2 separate regions of the Mus musculus genome follow, and region 1 is linked to region 2. A link is a loop called in an ENCODE intact Hi-C map of the cell type or tissue named here. Cell type or tissue: heart. All regions are shown on one strand. Each heading gives the region's core, and the rest is flanking DNA. Links, peaks and the distances in the headings are about the cores only.

Region 1 (4,385 bases), core at 155-4,154, 75 kb before region 2:
AGGCAGAGGCAGAGGCAGAGGCAGAGGCAGAGGGCTTTGCACATGCTAGGTAAGCCCCTTCCAGTGAACTTATATCCCTAGATCTTAGTTTCAGTTTTGAGACAAACTCAAACTCACTCCTTAGCCCAAGGAGGTCTTGAACTTATAACGCACCTGGGCTTAGTAGCTAGAGCTGCAGTTTCCATGGTCTTGATGAGCATTAGGCAAGTACTCGCGGTAGTCTGCCTCCCTGAGAGCCACCAGTGAGCGCCACGCCCTTGTATCCATGTGCTCGTACAGGGCTCTTCTCCACTGATTAGCGCTGACATGTGTAACTAATAGGATTTGTGGGAATGAGGATGTGTGACTTCTGAGGCTGAGATGTAAATGACAGTACAGCGTCTCCCTCTTCTCTCTTGGCTCATTCACTCCAGAGGAATAGCACTTCTGTGTGGCAAAGGCACTCAAGAAGCCCCGCCCCGTGGGGAATCCCACAGGGAAGAACTAAAACCTCCTCGTTAGGATGGGCGTGCGTCTGAACTGGCTCCCACCGGCTCCTGTTTTGAACGTGTTCTCCAGCTGGTGGTACTCTTTTGGGACGGTGTGGGGGCTCTAGAAAATGGGGTCCAGCTGGTGGAAGTAGGTCTGTGAAGGTTCTCCTCCCTTCCCCCTTTTCTCTGCTTCCTGGTCCACAATGATGCAAACAAGCCTTACTGAAACCTCCCACCATCCCAAAATGATCTGCTTAGCCAAGCCTTCCTTGCCACGATGGGCAAAGACCCTCTGACACTATAAGCCAAAATAAATATCAGTCATTTTTACCGGGGCATTTTAGCCACGGTGCAAGTACCAGGCTCAGCTCCTGTCTTAAACCAGGCAAGTAAACCATTTTAGAATCGGAACCTCACCCATACCTTGCAATGCCTGTATCCCCAACTAAGATCTAACCCGTACCTCCATGAGAAATCTCAAGTCCAAACTATCCAGCTAAACTGCTCCCAAATTCCTGACCCATAGAAACTGTGTGGCACGGTGTTTACTGCTAGTTTAGACCACTAAATTGTAGGGTAATTTGTTATGCAGCCATGGATAATGAATCCAGTTCTCTTCCAACTAAATCCTGTGCCAGTCTGGTTGGGTGTTTATTATTGTCCCAACCTTATAGATGAGGAAATTGGAATTTAGAGGGGCTTAACGTTAGAAGCAACATCTTTCTGTATCTATAAAACTTCTAAGTCTGTGTGTCCTTAAACTCTACATAAAACAAAACAAAACAAAACAGGCTTGGGCATACATAAATGCAGATGTCTATGCAGGGATCGGAGTGGGGGAGATAACCCACGGGAAAGTCAGAAACTAGAGCTGACGAGGAGACAGGGAAGGATGCTTAGAGGATGCAAAAAGTTTCAGTCAAACAGAGTGGACAGCTGGAAGATGGATTCTGGACGGAGCCAAACAGCCTGGGATGTACAAACTTGGAAGAACCAAAGCCTTGCAAATCCTCTGCCAGGGGAAGACTGTGACTCTAGCCCAGAGTTCACCTCTGTCATCACAGGATACCAATTCTCTTGTGTCTCTTCCACACTCCTGGCCGATCCCCCACTCTAGACTAACCCACCTCTTATCTATGACAGTTCCTCACATACCTAGCTCCCCAGCATATGTGAACACAATTCTGTTCTGACAGGCAACTTATGCTCTGCACAAAACAGTGGCTCTACTGTTTACATTTGACGTCATTTACATCTTGTCTGCTGAAACACATCTGCCTCTCTCCTTTCTTTAGTTTGGTTACTAGAATGTCAAATTCGGGCAATTTAAGACACCAAGCGCATTGCTTTTCTTCAGGACAGCAACCAGAACAAAAGCTTGCCATCCGAGGATTTGTTGTTACTATGGTAACCGTACCCAAATGTGACTGCACCTGAGTGGGGTCAAGGTCTATCACGGTTTGGATCCGGTTGACCGATTGCTCTGCCCTCTCTCCTGGGCATCATATTTTGAGCTAGTAACTCTAGTGGAGATACAGAAAGAAAATGTAACTAGTTTCCTAATGGCCGAAACCAGGGAGCTTAGTAACTATAAATTGGCAGAAATGAAATTTTCCACCCCTTGGGAAGCCAGCATGATGCCAGACAGAGTGGTACACACTTCTAATTTCAGCCGTCAGGAGGCTGAGGCAAAAGAATTAAGAGTTCAAGGCAAGCCTGGGTTGGTCGCAAAAGAAAAGAAAATAGGCTGGCACGAGGTGAAGGATGCTTCATTAGCCTTGTCAAAGGAGCGACACAAATACATCGTGGAGATGTCTGGCTCAGTGGTCATTGTAAAAGCGAAAGGTGTTGAAGGGTGCTGGCCTAAAGTGAGTTAAGTAAGGGGGACTGAGCAGCCTGCCCCAAGTCTGGCTCTCTGCGGTGTGGGAGAAGGAGGGGCCAATTGAAGGTTTACGGCAGAGACTCGACCGCCTTGCCACCCCCTAGGGCTGTATTTAGTAACTTGCACTCTACTCCATTAACTGTGCTTGGGTTCCAAGCCCTCCCCCAACCCTCGCAGCTCCATCCCTTCCCCCACCTCCTGACTGAGCCGAGAGCCTTGGAAGGGAATGAGAACGCTGAGAGCTTGAGAGTGTGGAGTCGGGGGAAGAGCTTGGAACCGAAAGCTCTCGGAGCCTCTCCCCGCGGCCCCATCCTGGCTGATAAGCAAAGCGAACTGACAAGTGATTGGAAACAGGAGTTCCCAGGCCCTTTAACCCTTCCCTGCCTTTGCCCGGTGTACTGATTCCCTAAAGGCTTTCAGGCCCACTCCCTGGCAGTCGCCCCTACCACCACCACCAACCAACCAACGTTTCTGTCTAGCTCCCTTTGTTCTGGTGGTTCCCTCAAAGCTGTCCTTCTGCCTGAGCAATATTGCCACCCCCACAAGAGACGCCGCTCCTCCAGCCATTGGACTATGCCTCAAGTCAGAAGATCACCGCTTTAACCAGCCTCTACCGAGCTCACTTTTTTTTTTTTTTTTTTTTTTTGGTTTTACGAGACAGGGTTTCTCTGTTATATCCCTGGCTGTCCTGGAACTCATTTTGTAGACTAGGCTGTCCATGAACTCAGAAATCCGCCTGCCTCTGCCTCCTGAGTGCTCACTTAACCAAACGACCAAGTGGCACGAGTCCCAGTCTGCACTTCGGGTTGCTGGTGGAGAGTGTGGTTGAGTTCCAGTCACATCTACCCGAGCTGCTCTGCTGCCCTGACTGGCTGTGCAGAGCCGCAAGGATCTTCAAGCCAGATCTTCCTTTGCTGAGTTGGCCCAAAGGCCCTTCACACATTCACCAAATGTTGCAAGCATCCTAAAGGGGCAGATGACAAAGGATATCTGCCCCCTGAAGTGACCAGAGCAGCTAAAGCTGAGAGTCAGGCAGCTCCGTTTACCACAGGGTGGGAAGGCTTTGGGATGAAACCCAGAGGTTTACTAACCACAGTAATTAAGATTAAAAGAGGCTTCCTTCAGTAGAATGGAATTCAGATAAACTGCCATTATCAGGTAAAGCAGCTTTGCCCCTAAAAGCCCTTACCTAAACAGGCAGTTTAATGAAAAATCCCTAATCTCTGGCCACATCTGACCCCTTCCCTCCCCCCGCTGCTATCTTCCTCCTTACCACCTGTCCACGTCAAGATTCTAGTAAGACCAAAAGCCCATATGCTTACAAAGCACAGCAAAACTTAGTGGTGGCAGTGGTGGAGGCGGTTCAGACCGTCCTGACTAAGGTGCTGAGTGTCATTCATGGAATGTCCCTGGTGGTGGTGTCTCTGGCAAGAACAATGGTAGCAAAGGTGAGAAAGGGTTAGGTCTGACCTTGAGCAATGGTGTGTGCCCTGCACCACCCACCCAAGGCCTGACTTCAGGCCACATGGGGAACTTATTTACAACCTGAAAGTCACAGGCAGGGTCCCTAGGCAGTGTGCTGCATCTCTAACAGTCTTAGATGAAAGACCTTGGTGTTCATTCAATCAGAGGCAGTTAAGGATAGACAACAAACTGACCTGCCTGTGGGTGTTCTCACTTCTCAGGCTACACTGCTGGCAACTTTAGGAAGAACCTAAGCTTGTGAGTAGGAGCCTGATGGATGGGAAAAGCCCAAAGCTGTGGAGTTCAGTTGTCTGCTGTAGGTAAACAAGAGGTTAGGATTCAGGGTGAGTGGATCGAACGGTGTGCCCATGCGGGAGAGACAAGAACAGAACACTAAAGACGGAAATTACATAGAGAATATCATGAAAATGTCCCCCCTTAATTTCCACCTTGTAAAATGAATCTCATCCTCTGTTCCCACTAGAGGAAAACTATTATCAAGGAGGTGGTGAGGCTCTTCCCCAAAGGCACATGCCCTGTGACTGGCAGAGGCCATGATTTCAGAGAGC
Region 2 (4,385 bases), core at 194-4,193:
ATGTTTCCAACATGAATCAAGTACTTCCTGAGCCTTCACTATGTGCCAGGCTCTTCAGGCAGAAGAGATAGAGGAATATATAATTTGCAGAAAAGTCCTGGTCTTCAAGGAGCTGCTGACAATCTCCTAAGAGAGGAAAGAAAGAAGAATTAGAAGAATGTGTTGGTGTCAGTGAGCACCGTGGAAAAAAGCATGCTGAAAACTAGAAGCCAGCGCTAAGGAAGGAGAGAGGGCTTGCAATGCGGAGGTCCAGGAAGACCTCACTGGAGAAATAGAAATTAAGGAAAGACTCAAAGTAGGGAGGATAATGAGCCCTGGGTGGGTGACTCAAGCCTTTCCATGGTGAAGCCTGACAGCAACAAACAAGTTGCTCCACTGGGATTTTCCTTCAGAAAAATACATATTCTACAAATCCCATGTTCATGATCTTAGTTCTCAACTCAACACTAGAAAAGGTCTTCCCAGTGAAGTGTGGCCTTTCACCATGGGGTCACTATTCAACATCTTCCTTCTGCCTGGGACCCTGCCCTGGACCCCTCAGCCCTGTTACAAACACCCATACCTGAATGCGCTTCTGTCTAGACATATGAGGTGGAACACTGAGTTTCCTGGTTGATAAGTTTGTCCCCAGCTCCAAGACCAGGCTCCAAGCTGTCAGGATTATTCTTATCCATTATCATAGCCTCAGCACACAGCAAAGTGATGGGCCAGAGTAGATTCTTAACAAGTATTATCCAGAGACCCCAGAGCTCCTGCCAGCCAGTCCTGTGGGGTGTGACTCCCTCATTCCACCATTCTCTAGTAGTTCTTATGAGATGGTCTGCAGGTTCAGAGATATGAACACAAGCTATGGTAGTAATAACAATAATCTCTCTAAGCTGCTTCTCTTCTGATTGCTCTGGCTTCTCTTTCCTTCGTTTCACAATAGGGGTATAGAAAGATTCAGACTTTTAGAGACATCACATTGACTCAGAAACTCAGAGGTTTTTCAGCAAGGCAAAGGAAAAATGCCTTAGAATTAATTGTCTTAGAGTTTGGAGGAGGGAGGTGGCTAGACTTGGAACTGGATTGAACAAGAATCCAAGAACAAACAAAAACAAAAAGCCAAGAGGTTTCTAAGAGAGACATGTCTGCTGGGTTGGCCCCAAATAGACTTGGGGCCATTTGGTCCTCTGGTCTCTGTGTTGTGCAGCCTTTCAAGTCTGCCCTTGGCAGCCACAATGTCACTCAGCCCCGGGCACACTCGGCTTTTAAGCGGGAGCTTCCTTGCACTGTGTCACAAGCACCAGAAGGGCCAGTATCTGGTTCCTGTGTGCACAAGATTCCTTCTCATGGCTCTCCTCCCTGTCTTCCGCTCACCTTCCTCCCATCTGCCCGCGGCCCCAGAACATGCCTTCCACCAGATTTTTCTACCATCTGAAGATCAAAATTTCAACATGGGGAGGGGCAATCGGGATATATAATTTTGTGTAGAGGGGTGGGGGAAGACATGAAAGGGTGAGATGGGGAGAAATAAAGGGTCCAGTTAGAGCCCAATCTCTTGACTCTGGGAACTCTACAGAAACTTAACACCAAGACCAGGTTCTGCCAGGGCGGGGGGGAGGGAGTAAACCATCTTCCCGAAGCAGGAAGTGAGGGAAAGCCAGAGAGAGAGAGAGGGAGAGAGAGCTGGAGAAGCGCTCTGTTTTCTTTGGCCTCCTTCAGCCCTGGAGGGAACTGGGAGAGGGGGAAAAGGCTGCAAAGAGGAGAGATCCGGGCTTTTGTGTCCTACCCTCCCCCAGGAGACAAGACTAGAGGAGAACTGGGAGGGGGCAGGGAGATGAGAGGGCCACCCAGGTCAAGCCATGATTTCCTCCCTCCTGCTTCCTGTGACAGGCCGGGAACTGGGAATACAGAGTCCTAGAATCAGAGGCCAGACAAGGGAGAGCATGGTGTGCTGTGGCATGCAATGGAGATTGGATGGGCTGGAGGTTGAAGGCAAGGCCGGTTAGGTGTGGGAGGACTGGAATTACCCTAAAATTCAAGCACAGTGGGTGGAGAGTTTCTGATAATCACTCAGATCTTGACCTGGTGTTCCCTCCCAGCCCTGCTCTACTCAAGGGAGGCCTTCATCTAGTGTGCTGTTCTTAATAACACTGATAGGTAGGAGGGACATCCTGGGAAAAGTGCCAGGCTTAGGCAGACAAGGAAGCTGGGCCATCAGGGAACCGCAGTGTCTCCTAAGTCTATGCTAAAACATGGCTGGGTACGGTTTCTCATCCTGAAAACCAATTCTTCCATTGACTTCCACACAAAATGTCACCCAGCCTCAGATCCAATCCTAACACATCCATGCCTTACAGTCTCGAAAAAACCCAAACGGTGTCAACCCAGACTCTCCAACAGTTGGGTTTATCTCACTGCCTTTCTCTGTCTTCCAACCCTAAGTCTTCCTGAGAGTTTCTACAGTAGAAACTCCGTAGACTGGCAGAGATCTCAGCATGGGCGAAAGGAACTGATTATGAAAAATACCCATTCCTGAGTAATCCCCAGTATCAAAAATCACTAGAAACCTCACCACCGCCACGCTGGCCCTGCCGGTTCTGAGGTGGTTTCCTGATCAGCCAGGGTTCTGATTCATCTCGCAAGCTAAGTAAAAGGGCCTTCTAAATACACATGGTGCCAGAGCCTTCCAGAACAGCAGGAGGGGACACCTCAATCAGGACAGAGACAAAAACCTGAACAGTGGTTTCTCTCATATATGTTTCACAGAGAGAGCTTGTTCACCTACCCACAAGGTCCCAGTCAGGACCGGGGCAGGTTGTTTTGTTTTTTGTTTTTGTTTTTGTTTTTCTGCTCCAGGCTTGCAGTGAAGAAAGCTAACAGAAGGTCTGCCTCCCCATCCCAGAAGGCCTCAAGTGGAGGGACACTGGCTTGCAAAGTTCCTCAGAGACCCACAGGCCAGAAATATACTGGAAGGAAGTTGCCCCTTTCTAGAGCCCTGTTTCTCCTGGGTCAGTCTCTGAGTAAGGACACTTTTGCCATCATGTCTTTTGAACCATGAAATACCACATCAAGAAATGCTCAGCCCACCCCAAACCTTGGCCATTGGTCCTTGAGTGACATATTGACATTACCAATAGGCTTCCTTTCTTAAGCAAGTTTAGGAATTCACTCCTAAGACAGCCCGGAGAGACCACCCTCAGCCGCCTGTGTTGGTCCCATCTTGTCCCTCCATCCACATCCATATCCAGCCCCCTCTAGTATCCGACTAGAGCACTCTTGCACCATGATGTGTGTTTGTCTTATAGAGCCATACACTCTGAGCCAGTGACAGTAGCCAGCGGAACTGTCCCTAGAACAAAAAGGCTGAGTGTCACAGTCAGAGTAACACCAGGGAGGCCTGAGAACCCTGTCACAATCTGTCCCTAACTGTCTCTGACATGAGACTTCAGAGCCAATGACCCCTGAGAGCAGAGGGAAGACCTTGGTGACATGAAGGTTCCCCACCCCCACCAGGCCTCCCTTAGACACTGACAGTGCCTGAGATTAGGAGCCCACACCATCTCCAGATCCCTCTAGACTCCAGAGCTGAAGATAAAAGTCAGAATAGAAATGAGCAGCACTGAGCAGGGTAGAACAGATGCGGCCATCAGAGCCCCAGATGTGCCTCAGCCATGGCTGCTGCCAGGGCTGTTGTGCCTCTAGACAGGAATGTGGACCCAGATGTGGACTGGGATGGAGATGGAGGCTGGAAGAAGGGACAGATCTGCTTCTGGGCTCCAGGAGGGGCGCAGCTCTGAGAAAGAAAGAGGTTTAGTGTTTGGCTTCTCAAAAAAACGTTCAGCCTCTTCCTTGGGGGAAAAGATTTGTACAAATAAACATACCGCCCTGCTGCGTCCCCCGGCTCGGCCCTCCATTCTAACACTTGTGTAAGTCCTGATGCTCAGCCCCACCTCTGCCTCACTGAGTCTTGTTCTTGGGCACCTCCTGCCACACAGAGGAGGGCAGTGGAAGCTGCCCCTGTCTCTGGAACAGGGTGAGAAACATCATTTTAGCCTGGTAGGTCGGCATCTTTCCTGAGCTTCACAAAGAACCAGCATTCCAGGCACCCCTGAGATGTAGAAGGGGCCCACAGCCCTACTCAGTTCTTCAGGCTACCCCTGCACATAAACACCCCAACGTCAAAGCTTCCTGTCCTATCGCTCCCGAGGCCCATTTACTTCCCACTCCGTTCTGAATTTTCATCTTGGGAGAAATTTGCAAATCACTAGCAGCAGGAACTTTCCAGAAGCTGCAGAACATATATTCAGTGTACTCTCAGCCTTCCAACTTTCAGGCAAATCTTTCCCAGAGAGTGTCATCTGAAGAAGCAGAGAAAACCGGAGTCTGAAGGTGGCTGGCAC

Evidence for each region. Peaks named below come from ENCODE experiments on the same cell type or tissue, not always from the same donor. Only the 100,000 strongest peaks of a DNase experiment are listed, where the experiment ranks them.
Region 1: a loop joins it to region 2, with 2.0 times the contacts of the local background. A loop is called at or near these places in 1 of 42 quality-filtered maps.

Annotation. Positions count from the first base shown.
Region 1 is chr17:83,120,544-83,124,928 of GRCm38, forward strand. No RefSeq gene overlaps it. Among named protein-coding and RNA genes, the nearest start is that of Gm41631, 5.7 kb to the right of the region's middle. In heart, for the core only: a CTCF peak has its summit at 2,434; a DNase peak (open chromatin) is centred at 2,568; H3K4me3 peaks cover 1,440 bases; H3K27ac peaks cover 3,651 bases.
Region 2 is chr17:83,195,718-83,200,102 of GRCm38, forward strand. No RefSeq gene overlaps it. Among named protein-coding and RNA genes, the nearest start is that of Gm34686, 17 kb to the right of the region's middle. In heart, for the core only: no CTCF peak of the experiment used is centred there; a DNase peak (open chromatin) is centred at 1,794; H3K27ac peaks cover 3,847 bases.